Regions from separate parts of the Homo sapiens genome. Here region 2 is linked to region 1. A link is an interaction called in ENCODE POLR2A ChIA-PET data of the cell type or tissue named here. Cell type or tissue: OCI-LY7. All regions are shown on one strand.

What was found. ChIA-PET counts read pairs that join two places held together with the same protein. Peaks named below come from ENCODE experiments on the same cell type or tissue, not always from the same donor. Only the 100,000 strongest peaks of a DNase experiment are listed, where the experiment ranks them.
Region 2: POLR2A ChIA-PET joins it to region 1 with 12 read pairs; 2 of 35 experiments call an interaction of 5 or more read pairs at or near these places.

Annotation. Positions count from the first base shown.
Region 1 is chr12:24,537,789-24,545,788 of GRCh38, reverse strand. It overlaps a transcript of SOX5 not described here. Among named protein-coding and RNA genes, the nearest start is that of LINC00477, 42 kb to the left of the region's middle. In OCI-LY7, no CTCF peak of the experiment used is centred here; no DNase peak of the experiment used is centred here.
Region 2 is chr12:24,928,545-24,936,544 of GRCh38, reverse strand. The region is part of intron 1 of BCAT1 (branched chain amino acid transaminase 1); the gene reads left to right. Among named protein-coding and RNA genes, the nearest start is that of BCAT1, 17 kb to the left of the region's middle. RefSeq lists an enhancer at 4,792-4,981. In OCI-LY7, no CTCF peak of the experiment used is centred here; a DNase peak (open chromatin) is centred at 4,674; H3K4me3 peaks cover 1,232 bases; H3K27ac peaks cover 1,415 bases.

The sequences.
Region 1 (8,000 bases):
CTAAGCTAGGGCTATTCTTGGAAAGGGACTGAACTGGGAGCTTCCAGCAGCCGATACTCCTGGCAGCTGGGAGAGCAAGTGCCGCTGGGCAGCGCACCACAGCATCCACTACAAACAACCTTTCTGATAACTTCTCTATTTTTTAGAATTCTCAGATTTTTATTAAAATGCGGATGCCAAAGAACTAGCAATTGGTCCATGAGATGCAATTCTGCCATTTTCCTGGGTTTACTTATGTTTGCGTTATTCGTATTACTTGAAAATCTGTCGATTTTTTTTTTTGAGAAGAAAACCTTTTTAAACCCCTTGTCCATTTTATGAGGGTCAATTTAGCTAAAAATTAGACAAGGCAATCCATAATGCATTTCCTCAAGCACAGGAAAACTGTTATGTGTGACAAAATGGTGAAACAAGAGAGAGGAGAGCATTAACATTAACTTCTTCCTGTTGTGAAAATGAGGGCCCCCATGTCAGTTTATTAGTAATTGGATTAACAAATACAACCTTGTAGATCATCTTGAATTTCTGGCTTTGGAGAAAATGTCTTTGTGGAATGAAACCAAGGCAACATTTTAACTGGAGGTAGGACAGCTTGTTGGACCTACACATATGGTGGTGGTGATGGGGTCTCTTTATGTACGGGGTATAGTGTTGCTCAGTACGTGGACAAGAGGTAATCAGCCAGAAAGGGTAGTCCTAGGTTTTTTCAGGTTCCCAGGTGGACGTCTAAGTCAGTGCTCTCCTAATTTTTCTGATCATGTATATAAACCGTCAATAAAAAATATATTACTCTATTTAAACAGTAAACACACAGAAAGGGGATAAGATAAAGAGTAAATAAAGAATATCTATAAAATCAGAAACGTAATTAGAAGCTGTAATATTTTCTTCTAACATGCCAGTTGACTTTTTCTTCTTTTTGCACCCACTTCAAATACTACTGAATTAGATTTCTAAAGCATAAGTTATGTACCAAATGGGGACAAAGTGCGTTGGAGACAGAATTTGGCAATTTAATGGGTTTGACATGTGCTACTATTTAAATGAGGTAGTATGAGCTCCAAGTATTAAAAAGTGAACTGAAGAAAAATTAGGTTTTAGAATAGAATTGGGATGCTTTAAAATATTTTTTTAAATCATGGAGGGAATGTGTGTGTGTATGCATGTGAGTGTATATCTGTGTGTGTGTTTGCATTAGCCAGGGTCATAATGACTTAGCATTTCTTTCTGTTTAGCAATTCCCCACAATTAACTAAAAGGTTGGGGCCACACTGACACCATTACCCTTCTGTATATCTGGCTCTAATTTATGATCCATATCCTGCCTTATATCCCAGAATGCTTTTGAATGTTCTTCCATTGTTTCTTTTTTTCAGATTTATCAATGTATAGATCAGTTAAATGCAATAATGAAAAGATATCTTTATTAGTGTCATCTCAGCAATAGAAAAACTGAAAACACAATACCTTCCATATGTATAATAAGTTCTTACCCATCTTTTTGGAATTTTAAATATTTATAAGCACTTTCCTGGTAAAACTCAGACGAGTTTATAAGAATTATCCTAGAGTCATCTTGTGCCTGAACTTAAGATAGCTTCCTTATTAAAATCTTTTATTTTGCTAATAAAAATCCATTTCAATTATGTTCTCTTGTTTTTATATTTAACAGTACCTGCTCATGAGATACTGGTTGCTTTAAATTTCTTGGAAGAAAGGGGATAAATACATTTCGGGTAGCATTATTATTACTTTTCATTATGGATAAAATTAAAAGGTAGCTGGATTTGGAACCAGTATATAGATGTCTTAATAAGGATATGGTAATCATGGTTCAGTCCCTAAGGAAACCTAATCACATAATCTTAAATATAGTTCATAAGTTAAAAGGCAGAACCTTGTTATGCTAGTGTGCTATCTTTAAAATAATAAAATTAAGATTCTTTAAAAATATACGTACAAATGATCTTTCCATTATTGAGTGTAGACTGTCTCTCAAAAGAATATTATGACTTGAAATGTTCAAGTAACTCCATCCTTACTTGTTGTTAATTGCTTTATAACTATTTGCATTTGCATACTGATTTTTAAAAACTTTTTTGAGCCAGGGTCTCACTCTGTCACCCAGGCTGGAGTGCAGTGGCATAATCTCAGTTCACTGCAAACTCTGCCTCCTGGGTCCAAGTGATTCTCCCACCTCAGCCTCCTGAGTAGCTGAGACCACACACGCGTACCACCATGCCTGGCTAGCTTTTGTATTTTTTGGTAGAGATGGAGTTTCACCATGTTGGCCAGGCTGGTCTGGAACTCCTGATGTCAAGTGATCCTCCTGCCTCGGCCTCCCGAAGTGCTCGGATTACAGGTGTGAGCCACCATGCCCAGCCACATATTGATCTTCATAGTAATTTAAAATAAACAGCGTTGTATTTGATTAATCTTAACTTCTTATTCATTCATTTAAACCTTTTTTATTGAAAGTCCATTTTTGGTTACACATGAATTGAGTAAGGGGGTTACAATGGTAAGCAGAAGAGATTTGGTCCTTACCCTTACGGAGCTTCCAGTCTAATGAGGAAGATGGAGGTGAGTCAGCTGACCATACCAATAGACTAGAGAGATGCTCTCTCCTCCAGTGTTGTTGTGAGTGGTAGCTGGACTGTTCATTCTTTTAAAAATCACAAATGCATAGAATCTTAAATAAATGCTGTTTACATTAAACATTTTAGTATATTTAACATGTGTGCTTTATTAATTTATCAATGTTTCATTGTTCATCAGTGTTTATCAATTTGCCAATTAATTGGTATAGAACTCAGACTTAAGTATGGGTGTCCTGAGTGAAGACTCATTATCTTCTTGGGTAAGCCACACCAAAATATATATTGAATGCTTCTTAGTTTTGATTTATTAAAAATGGAGGAGACCTTGAAGGCATTTGGCAAGCAATCTAAGTGCAGAATTTTCTAGTTTTAAAACATTTTCATCCCAGTGTTACGAAGGTGACAACTAATATAGTGGTTCTTATAAACAATTTGCCTTTCGTCTTTACAAAGCATTCAATTTGGTGTCAATAAAACATTCATTTTTGCCCTTATATTTCCCTAATTATGTCATATTTAGTTAATTTTCATGATTACAATAACAAATGACATAAGCAGACTTGGGATGAAGCAGACAATTAAAGTGGTGAGAGCAGGATGGTGTGGGTTACTAGAGGAGTCTTTCTGCCATTCAGGTGCCAGGTAGGCCTATCGTATATTTTGCAGAAGAAATGGAGCACATTAGTTTCTCAGGCGACTTGGGGAATGTAGGTGGGCTAAGAACGTTGTATTATAAATATGTATAGTGATAAGTGCTATCGAGTGTATTATCGAGGAAAAGTACAGGCAGCTGTAAGGATACATAGAGTAGCCTGTTTTATTCTGAAAGTCCCAGAAGGCTTTCATGAGGAAGAGCCATTTGGGCTATGGTATGAAAAGCACTAAGGGCCAACTAGGTGGAGAAGTTGTGGGTGAGTAAGCATAGAGAACAGCACGTACAAATCTCTGCAATGGGCTAAAGCTTGGACTGTTAAGGGATCAAGAGAGCAGTGTGGCCAGGGCACAGAAAAGAAGGGCCAAGGCTGTGAAGGTTGAGGTTGGAGGAGGCAGGGGTCATATATCATAGAATCTTGTAGGTCCTCTTAAGCCTTTGGGTTTTTAATCATAAAAGCATTGGAGAGTAATTAAAAGATTCAAAATTATGATTTAAAAAGATTATTCTGGCTGTTGTTTGGAAAAAAGAATGAAGGGACATCAGGTAGTGATCCTAGTAGCCTAAGTAAGAAATGTTGTCCTTATTCTGAAAACTATTCACTGTACTGTTTTTCGTGGCCTGCTACGTGACTAAATGGGTCTTTGAAATACTTGAGGAAAAGCAGAGCCTAAATTTATCGTAGTTTAAATTTTTTTATCACCTAGGAAGACCTGGAACAGAATTTTCTATACTATACTCTTACTTACCATTTTCTCCTTTTACATTTATGTTCACTGTTTCAGCACGTTATGTTCTCAAAACAATAGGGGAAAAAAGGAAAAGTCATTCTTTTAAGCTTGTACCATGCTATTGACTTTCTTTGAAAGGACAACAAGTGTGTTTATTTTATCCCTGTGAGTCTAAAAATTAACCATGAAACATCCTTCTTTACTTCTAAACTATGTGTAACAAAGAAATGCTTTATTGCAATTTCATCAATAATTCAAATGCAACTTAAAGGAAAGTAGGGCAGCTAAGGAAAAATAGCACACTTGTTCCATAATTGAGTCGATTAAATAGTATTGAGTCCCATTGTCATAGTCATATTGATGAAACAACTTTTGTAACTACAAAAAGTCTAATAAGAAATAAAACCTTAGAATGATGATGCAATGTCATGGACATTTCTTCGTTTATTTTCTATTGTAAAATACAAATAATGAAAGCAACCTTTTACCGAAGTGCAATAATAAAGGAGCAGCTTTTGAAAGGTGCTCTCATCAGGATATTAGTAGTTTTCAAGGCTGTGCAGTAATAGCCCAGGCTATTTTGGAACTGTGCATACATTAGTGTTCTGGTGCAGCATGATACAATAATGTGTGAAAAAGTATAAGCTCGCACCTTGTTTAAATTTGCAGTTTTTGTGCATAATCCCACAGTGAGCTCTTGCCAGATTTTGACTGTTTATAGGAGAGAAAAGTTTATAGAAGCCTACAGACTGGGGCTTGTTGTAAATATCTGACAATGAAAATAGGGTTTTAAAAAATTGCATGCCATATTTTTTGAAAGATTAAAAGGGTTATGTTAAGTTTATATTATATATGATATTTTGCAATGCAACTTATGGTTAGTTTCACCCAATGGAAGCTTCAGAATACACATACATAGCCATCTACAGGAAAAATGTAGATTTGCTCTATTTAATATTTGCAGGGTATGATTGCAAAGTACAGAGTTTGATTTTTGAAAACAACGATTGCACTATAATTTATGCATTCATATTAATGTTGTTTTCAAAATTGTCACCCAGAGAAGCAAAACCCCTTTTCCAATGATGCCATTGTTCAAAACATTTTGGAAAAACTTCCTCTCTCGAAATTGTCTTTTGAATCATTTGCAAGCCTGACTAAAACATCCATCTCATTACTTTCTAATCGCATTTTATACCAAGATTCATCATCCTTTTTTAATTCACCAGAATTGGCTATAAATGTCTCTCTGAAATGATGAAAATGGCTAAAATTGACTTTCAAATTATGAAATTTGTCACCATTGAGGATATTTAGAAGTGTGTGTGCTTGCATATGTGTGCACAGACTTAGAAAACAGTTTCAGATGGAGAGAAAAATACTGTGAATAATGGCTGATCTTTAAGTGAGTAGTGTTCTAAGGTGACCATTAACATGGTAAAATACATTTGAACTTAGATGACAAGGTATGTTTGTTTAAAAAAGTCACATTACCTTGCATTAGTTTTTACAACGTATACAAAGAAAAATGCGAATATGTCTTTTGGAATGCAAGGCCAAATACCTTACATAATTAGCAGTATATTTTATTATTAAAACAAAGGATTAAGTAACTACAATGCTAATCCTATGTTGGCAGATTCTTCAGATAAGGTCCTTACGTGAGAACATCTCAGTATAATTTTATTTAAATACTGCCATTGACTGTCTGATCTGTAAGTATGTGTATTCATTAGCATCTTACATAATGCATATTAATTTTTATGTCATTTGAAGGCACTAGTTCATAGCACTTGGAATTTTCATTCCAGTTCACCTCTTCATATAAATAATTGACCCAGTTTTCAAAACTATAAGTAATTATTTTCTTAGCCATCAGTAAAGAACGCATATGGTTACATGTGCTTGAAATGTAACATAACTGGAAGGAATTCCAAATGTTTTCTTATTTTAAGAACTCTGCGGTCATTCAGTGTTTATGTGTTGAATGACTTATGAGTAAAATGAAAATGAAGTAGGACTAAATTAATATACGTATCCAGAAATTCACCATTTCCTCCCACTTTGAACATCTTTATTGTGTTCCTTCTTAAATATGTAGGAAATTAAGGAAATGTTTGCCAGAGAGACTTAGGTGAGTAGTTTTTCTTTTCTGAGTATAAGGAGAGCAAACAATTAAAAGATAATTTTACTGTGGTCAGTTTTTGTGACCCTGTACCATCTTTGTAATGTCTGCCTTCCAGCTTTAGTGCATTACAATAGGGATCAAATGTCTATATTTTAAGAATATCATTGGTAGCTTTTTGAAAGTTGATAGATTTAAGTGTAAACCAGTGTTTGAACATGAAGCTCTGGAACACACTTTTGTAACATCACCTTTTAATAAAGGTAGCTCAACAGTTGGAGACAATAATGACTTCTTGTTTAACATGATATGTGATTTATACAGACTAATTTGTGTTTATAGTAATTATTTTACCCTGGTTAACTACCTGTGTTAAAATTTCTTTGTTTTCTGGCTTCATACTACCCAGTTGTTTTTTTTCTTACTTGAATGCATGTATCCTTGACTTTTCTAAACATTTTTAAACACAGGGTTTATGTAGGACTTGTTCCAAACTAATAGGTACTTTGTTCTTTTTAAACACGTTGGTTTATATTAATGAAATTGGCTAATTTGTTTTTGTAAAGTTTTGTTTTCTTAAAGGGGGGATGAGTTTTGGGGGACTAAATCATACTGAACATGCACTATACCTTTAGTGTTTTGGTAAATTTATGTTACTTATTAATTGCCATGACTTTTTGACAACAAACGTCATATTTGAAATTCTACTGAAAGAAAGTATAACAGTGTGATATTGTTCATTTGTGATGTGATAATTGTTCATTAACAATATCTAAAATCTGTAATAGATTAGAAAACAAAATCCCAGCGTGTTTTTTCCCCATTGATAAAGATAGATTTAGAAAGACCATATTTTAAATATGTCATAGTACTGCTAACCGAAAGTTAAGAGTTTTAGTGTTGTAGGAGTTATGCTAGTAAGTAATGTTTATACAATTCTGATAAACATTTCCCCATGACTGAATTTTGAGTGGAAAACTTTGTTTCTTAAAAGGCTCTAAGTGGAAGAAAAAAATATTAGAGTCTGTCTTCTTATCGTGTAGTGTGTGTGTGTGTGTGTGTGTGTGTGTGTGTGTGTGTGTTTAGATCCAGCTTAATACCAAGTAATGCCAACATCTGGCAGAGAGATGGAGATCTGGGAATTTGTTGCTTGAAACCCTGGGACAAAGTGTTCTGATCTGACCGGCGAACATAGCTGTAGACTTGAACTGAAATCTTCAGGGGCAGAAACGTCTTAAGTGTCTGGAAAATTGGCCTGTTGAGTCACCGTGAAGGCACTAAAACAAAACTAATTTTAAGCAGGTCAAAGTTCAGTGATTCCCTCTGGAATTCAAACTTTTTTTTAAGAGTCTCATGTTTAAGTGAAAAGGGTCAAAGTTGATGCACTGTTACAATGTTTTGAATGCTTTCCCTTAAGAACAGCCACCCAAGCTGGGATTAGCATGAGGAACTGCAAGGCTGGCACTTCAGCGTCTGGGTTAAAAATATTTTAAAGCAGTAAATGCAGTCAGTACAGAGAGATCCCTGGGAGCCTTTCTATTCAAAAATGTGTGAGCTCAGGGCAGCGACTGCAATGTAATTTAGGGCAGTGTATGCTTCATAGCTTTGGAGAATATTGCTTCCCGTTAATGTTCCATCGGAGGATGGTAGGATAGTAGTAATTTTAGAAGGTGGTATTCCTGTTTGTCTTACATCGAAAACTTCAGAATAAATAAAAGGAAACATCAATCGAACAAGAAATGTAACTGTGGAAAAGTACCAATGAATCTAAATTTGAACTGAACAGATACAAAACCAGCATGGGTGTAGGAATATTTTTAAAGAGGAAGCTATGGCAAAAGCAACTTCCCAGGGGATGGACTGAGCAGGTATGTACAGTGTGGACAAATAGT
Region 2 (8,000 bases), 390 kb before region 1:
ATAATTTTGTGTAGTTTTGAGGCTGGGCTCATGCCTGTAATTCCAGCACTTTGGGAGGCCAAGGTGGGTGGATCACTTGAGGTCAGGAGTTTGAGACTAGCCTGGCCAACATGGTGAAACCCTGTATGTACTAAATATACAAAAATTAGCCAGGTGTGGTGGTGCACGCCTATAGACCCAACTACTTGGGAAGCTGGGGCAGGAGAATCACTTGAACCCGGGAGGTAGAGATTGCAGTAAGCTAAGATTGTGCCACTGCACTCCAGCCTGGGCTACAGCGTGAGACTTCGTCAGAAAAAAAGAATAATTTTGTATAATTTCAGGCCACAAAGTCTGCAGTCATCTGTTACAACAGCAGTAGTACACGAATACAGATTTTGGTACCTGGAAATGGTGTGCTACTGTAACAGATACCTAAACAATGTGGAAGTGGCTTTTGAATTGGGTGTTGGGCAGCATGTGGAAGAATTTTGAGAAGCATGATAGGAAAAGCCTAGCTTGCCTTAGAAAGACTGTTAGTAGAAGTAGGGATGTTAAAGGCGCTGCTGGTGAGGACTTGGAAGTGAAGAGCATGGTAAAGAAAATGTGTTTCATTTTAGAGAATATCAAAGTCATTGTAGAAGGTTGGCAGAAGTGTAGGTTTTCATAATGTGTTGTTGGTGAGGGCTGAGAAAGAAATGAGGACCATGTTTAGGGAAACTGGAGGAAAAAGATCCTTGTCATACAGTGGAATGAAACTGTGGAATTGTGTCTTACAGTTATATGGGAAGCAGAATTTGTTTGAACTTGGATATTTGGCTTAGCTTTCCAAGTAAAGTATTGAAGGTGTAGCCTGGTTTTCTCTTGCTGTTTTATAGTAAAATGCCCGAGAAAAAGGGATAAATTGAGGTAGGAACTGTTAAGAAAAAGGAACAAAGACATGATGACTTGGGAAATTCTCAGGATACCTGGTTTGTAAAAGATGCTAGAATTAGAAGATTCATTGTCAGGAAAGTGTGCTCTGGAGAGGAAGCCAAGGGTGAGTTCCTTGTGGCGTAGGTTAGGGGCTGTGGCAGGGATGCAGGGAAGAGATGATGGTGACTTGGACTAGGGGTCTGACGGGGTATGGGAAAATAGAGAGGAATGAGTTGATTCTGTTGGGACTTTGTATTGAGTTCCTTGATTCCATAAGTGGAAACACATGTAGAGCTCTCTTTCCTGGCCACCTAAGCTCTCTGACCATATCCCTGACTCTCTCCAGAATGCCTTGGCTTCATGTCCACGTGAGGACAAATCATATTTTTCTGCATTTTGCGTGCTGGATTCCTCTCTGGACTAAAGATCCAATGAGAGGTGGTTTCTAGCTTTCTGCTCTTTCCCACAACACTCCGTCAGTGAGTCTTCTGGATGTCCTATAGGCAACTCACTGGATCCACTTGGTCTGTGGAAGAATCACTACCACATCCATTTCACCTTGGGCACAGACTAGAAGGTGAGGCAGTCATGTCCTGCAGTCACTGGGTAGCTTACAAGTGCTAATACAGCAATAGCTTAATTAGAGAGAGAGAGAAGAAGAAGAATGTTATGGAGCCTGTTTCTAGAGAGGAAACCACAATATCTTGATCAAGAGACCCTAAAACTGGAAGAACCAGAGCAGCTGGTATCAAAATGTGGAAAAAACTGAGATGTGGCAAGTGGTACAACTGATAGCCAAGGAGGAAAAATTTGTATCCCCCTGTAATCCCAGCACTTTGGGAGGCTGAAACAGGTGGATCACCTGAGGTCAGGAGTTCGAGACCAGCCTGGCCAATATGGTGAAACCCTGTCTCTACTAAAAATACAAAAATTAGCTGGGCGTGGTGGTGTGCACCTATAGTCCCAGCTACTTGGGAGGCTGAGGCAGGAAAATTGCTTGAACCTGGGAGCAGAGGTTGCAGTGAGCCAAGATCGCACCACTGCACTCCAGCCTGGGTGACAAGAGTTAAACTCTGTCTCAAAAAAATAAAAAGAAAAGTTTGTACCCTCTTCTTTTCTCTTGCCTCAGGATAACTGAGATTCTTATAATGCATTTATTGAACAAATATTTGAGGAGTACTCATTATGTAAGCATCAGACACTGCTCAAGGTCTTGAGGCTGTGAGGGTGTATTAGTCCGTTTTCACACTGCTATAAAGAACTACCTGAGACTGGGTGATTTATAAAGAAAAGAGGTTTAACTGAATTACAGTTCATCATGGCCAGAAAGGCCTCAGGAAACTTACAATCATGGCAGAAGGTGAAGAGGAAGCAAGGCACATCTTACATGGTGGCAGGAGACACAGTGAGAAGGGAGAAGTGCCACACTTTTAAACCATCAGATCTTATGATGATATAGGAGTTAAGAAGAAATCACTTAGGTAGATAGTGAGGGTACGGGAGTCCTTGGTAAGGCTTTTCTTTTAAATGAAAAGCAGCCCCACACATAGACAAGCAAGCTGGGAGCTTGCACGGGTGAATGCCGGCAGAAACTAGGAACCAGACACGTTAAGATGGCGGCTCCATTTTCCCTTCTCTGCCAGCCAAGTGTACAGTAAGGAGCAGACAAGCTGGTGCCGGCCAAGAGGAGAATTCATGTGCATAATAAGATTAGGGTGGGGTGACCAGCCTTCCCAGTGCGCTATGTGAACATCATACCTGATTGAACCAATCTGTGAGCCCTATGTAAATCAGACACCACCTCCTCAAGCCTGACTATAAAATCTGGTGCATTCGCCACCCGCCGGTGTTTCCTCTCAGAAGTCCCCTCTCTCTCATTAGAGAGAGGGCTGTTTTCCTTTCTCCTTCTTCTGCCTATTAACCTGTGCTCCTAAACTCCCTGTGTGTGTCTGTTCTGAATTTTCCCGGCATGAGAGGATGAACCTGGGGTATATACCCCAGAAAACATAGCCACTTAAGTGAGAACTCACTCACTATTCACCCCCAAGATCCAATCACCTTCGACCAGGTTCCTCCCCTGGCGTGAGGGGATTAAAATTCCACATGAGGTTTGAGTAGGGACACAGAGCCAAACCAAACCATATCAGAGGGTGAAGAGCAGGTAAAGTTGCAGCTCTCCTGCAACTTGCAGGGAAAGGCCATATAACACATGGTTATGAGCACAAACTGGGACTGGACTGCAGGTGTGTGAGCCCCAGCTTTGCTATTGAGTGACCACCAGCAAGTTATTAAACTGTGCCTCAGTTTTTTTGTTTATGAAATGGTGGTATTAGTACAACCCACCTCTCATGGATGATGTGAGGATTAAATAAAATAACATGTTGCCAGGCACAGTGGTGCACACCTGTAATCTCGGCACATTGGGAGGCTGAGGCCCGAGGGTTACTTGAGGTTAGAAGCCTGAGACCTGCCTGGCCAACATAGCGAAACCTCATCTCTGCTTAAAATACAAAAAAAAAAAAAAAAAAAAAAAAAAAAAAAGGCCAGGCGTGGTGGCTCATGCTTGTAATCCCAGCACTTTGGGAGGCCGAGGCGGGTGGATCACAAGGTCAGGAGTTTGAGACCAGCCTGGCCAATATGGTGAATCCCCGTCTCTACTAAAAATACAAAAATTAGCCAAGTGTGGTGGTGGGCACCTGTAGTCCCAGCTACTCGGGAGGCTGAGGCAGGAGAATCACTTGAACCTGGGAGGCAGAAGTTGCAGTGAGCCGAGGTTGCGCCACTGCACTCCAGCCTGGGCGACGGAGCGAGACTCCATCTCAAAACAAAACAAAAAAACCAAAAAAATTAACCAGGCATGGTGGCACACACCTGTAATCCCAGCTACTCAGGAGGCTGAGGCAGGAGAATCACTTGAACCCAGGAGGTGGAGGTTGCAGTGAGTTAAGATTGTGCCACTGCACTCCAGCCTGTGCGATAGAAGGAGACAGTCTGCAACAAAGATCCAAAAACAAATATAAAGCACTTATAACAGGGTCTGGTCTGAAATAAGTACTATGTAAGTACTGTAAGTATTAACTAATATTATTACAATTTATCCTCATATAGTAACATATCAAATATTTTCAGTCAGTGATGCAATATGAATAAAATGAAATGATGCAGTAGTGACAGAACTGAGAGAAAGCTGGTACAAATTTATACTGACTGGTCAGGGAAAGCTTCACAGAAAAGGTGAACTTTCAGCTGACACCTGAGTACCATGGTCTGGAGGTAAGAGTGTCCCATGCATATGGAACAGCAAATGAAACTTCCCAGAGCATAATCTGAGAGGGGAGATTTCAGGAGTGGAGCCACATCATTGAAGTTCCTTAGTCCTGGTAAGTGTGGATTTTATTCTAAGTGTGGTGAAATGCCCCTGAGAGGTTTTGAGTAGTAGATGGAATTCCATTTTTAAAAGTCACTGGTGAGTCAAGTAGTGTACTATGGTTACATTTTTTTCCCCTTATACCTCATTTTGTTTTTCCTGCAGTTAATTCTTGCATTATTTCCTTTTATTTACTTACCTTACTATATATTTATTATGAATTCTTTCCAATTCCCAACTTCCTGACAGCCTCTCAATGTAATTTTACTTAGGTTAAATGTATCTGACAGTTCATTTTCTTTTTTGTCTCTGTACTCTTTCTGCTACCATTCTCATTCTTGCACTAATTTGTGCTGGTTTCTCTCTGAGCCAGCTGCACAGCTGCCTGCCTAAGACTTCCTCTTGGCATCTTTTACCCTCTCTCTGTGTTACATCCCCGGTTTTCTGAATCGTGTGGCGTTCTCCTTTTTACTTTACTTCCTCATTTGTGTTGCACGTATGCTCTAGTTGTTTTTAGATAAAGAGTGCATCAGAGGTAGATGTTTTGATTCCTTACATGCCTGACTTTTTGTTCTACTTTTGCTCTAGGTTAATACTTGATTTTGAATAATATCCTAGGTTAGAAATGATTTTTCGTCAGAATTTTAAGGGAATTGCTTTTCTGTTGTCTAGTTTCCTGTGTTACTGATAGGAAGTCCAAAGGGGCTCGTATTTCAGGTCCTTTTTATGTGTAACCTGTTTTTTGTTCCTTGAGGTATTCAGGGTCTCTTTTTATTGCTAATTTGGGGAGCTTTATCATAACATGGGTCCTTAGTCATTCATCCTAGAAAATTTTCCTTTCCTATATCTTTGATGATTTCGTCTCCTCTGCTTTCCCTCTTTTCTCATTCTTAAACTTCTATTTGTTTGACATTAGACCTCCTTGTTTGATCTTCTAATTTAATTTTTCTCTCCTAGTGTCCAATTTTTGAGGTGGGAGAAAGATCTCATCAATGTTATCTTTCAGCCTTTCCCCTGAATTTTAAAATTTTACTCTTCATATTTCTTCTGATTAATCCTTTAAAAAAATAGCATCCTGGGCCAGGTGCAGTGGCTCACACCTGTAATCCCAGCACTTTGGAAGGCTGAGCGGGGAGTGGATCACCTGAGGTCAGGAGCTCAAGACCAGTCTGGCCAACATGATGAAACCCTGTCTCTACTAAAAATACAAAAACTTAGCCAGGCGTGGTGGTGGGCTCCTGTAGTCCCAGCTACTTGGGAGGCTGAGACAGGAGAATCACCAGAACCTGGGAGGTGGAGGTTGTAGTGAGCTGAGATTGTGTGCCATTGTACTCCAACCTGGGTGACAGAGCAAGACTCTATCTCAAAAAAAAAAAAAAAAAAAAAAGGGCCCTGTTCCACTGAGGCTTCAGTGCGGAGCATGGAGGGATACTACCTCCAAATTCCAAACACGTTTGACACATCTAAAGAACCTTCTAAAGGATGACTAAACTAATTCTGCAAGCTTTAGCCTCTAACTTATCTCCAATTTATATTTAATAGAAGGCTGGAAATTGAACAGAAAGGAAATAAGATTATTTGGAAATAAAAAATTGTCAGCCAAGCAAGGAGAGCTTGGCATTTCTGGAAACTTCTTTACCCTGGAAGAGGTAAAAAAGTGATTCTCCCATTCCCCCAACAGGGCATTCACTAAAAATTAAGTGAGAAATGCTTTGCCTAGAGGATCTGTAGCTTGCGAACACTTGACTTGTGCCACTGGTGTACGGAACATAGCAGTGTCAGCTCTGCCCTGGGACAGTCAAGGCTGGCTGGTGCTGCCTGTGGTTAGAGTCAAGAGAGGGGTCTTCAGTGGGTGCAGTTTGCAGTTCCAGAGTTTAGTAGAGCAAAGACGTCATGAACTATGTGAACTCTGAGGAAAGGTGTCATAGAAACACCTCAAAAGGACACTGTCTAAGAAGGCTACTTGCTGGGGCAAGGAGACCCCAGGGGTCAGAGGCTGTGTAGGGAATAATGCCAGAGCTGGGGTTGAAGGAGAATCCTTAGAGGTGAGACAGAATGTGCATCATTGCAGTGGGGCTGTGCAAGGCAGTGGTCTCCACAGGAGGTGAGGACAAGGGGGAGGGGAGGTTGTGAAGAATCCGTAAGTGACCATGATGCAATAGAAAGCCAGAATTTGGGCATTTGCCATAGGAGAGGGCCCCCAGTGCCAGATTATAATGGTCACAGACAAATGAGATTTTTAACCATTTCCTCTAATTCATGGTCCACACTTAACCCCGTGGGTCCTGGAAACAGCAGCTGGAGAATGGAGAGGAAAGTGATGTGGGAGAGAGAAAACTTTCTTTACCCTTTTCATAACTGAGTTTATGAAGTAAACTGACAGTAGAAAGATAAATAGGAGAAAAGACATAAATTTATTTTGTGCGTACACATGGGAGTCCCATAAAATATGAGACTCAAAGAAAGGCCAGATGATTGAAGTTTATATAGTATTCCTGAGCTACAGAAAAGGAATCAGGGCTTGGGGCTTATTGAGGGGAGGTGGTGACAGGTTATAAGAGGGTGAGGAGAGGAAGTGTATAGCAAGCATAGGTTGTCTTGTTATGCAGATAAAAAGTCTCTCAGGTGATAAAAGTTGTCTCAGAGTCCCCCATCAGAAGAATAGGTAATAGCCTGTGACAAGGTCTACCTGTCCAATCTTCTCCCTGGTGATAAAATCTTCCCTGGTTGATGAGATTCTTATCAAAGTTTTTTTCTTTATAGATATAAATTTTGTTTACAAAAAGACAGTTTTTCAGAGCTACTCCTGTGTCTACAGTGTCTCAGAATAACTAACTGGAAATACATCAAATAAGCATATCCTGATGTGGCATATTCTGGTCATATTTTGGGATGGTGCGTCCTGAGCTCCAATGCTGAAAAAACAGGAACCCCATTTCTGTTGGATGTGCCAACCTAAAATAATCAAAAGGGTCAGAATCTAGTTTAAAGATACTTTATTCAAGTGCAAAGTTTAAGGACAGTGCTAGGGAAACACGGATCCCAAAGAATGGAAGTCAGCGTTCTGAACTTTAGAAGTTTGGGATTGTTTATAGAGAGAGAGTTTAGGGAAGCTTAACAGAATTTCAACATCTTTCTGTGTAAGGCTTAATGCCTAGTTACAATGATCTGATTAGTCAAGGTGGTCACTTTCATTTGAGAAAGGCATATTTAACATTTCACGGGCTGGGAGCGGTGGTTCATGCCTGTAATCTCAGCACTTTGGGAGGCCGAGGCGGGCAGATCATCTGAGGTCAGGAGTTCGAGGCCAGCCTGGCCAATATGGGGAAACCCCTTCTCTACTAAAAATACAATACAATAAAATAAAATAAAATAAAAAAAATTAGCCGGGCATGGTGCACGTGCCTGTAATCCCAGCTACTTGGGAAGCTGAGGCAGGAGAATTGCTTGAACCTGGGAGGCAGAGGTTGTGGTGAGCTGAGATTGCACCATTGCACTCCAGCCTGGGCAACAAGAATGAAACTCCATCTCAAACAACAACAACAACAACAACAACAACAACAACAACAACAACAACAAACATTTCACACTGAAGGTGTAACAGTCATGGGTTTGTATTTTCGTTTTTCTTGGTTTTTTTTTTTTTTTTTTGAGACTGTCTCGCTCTGTATTGCAGGCTGGCATGGCACAATCACAGCTCGCTGCAGCTTCGATTTTGTGGGCTCAAGTGATCCTACCA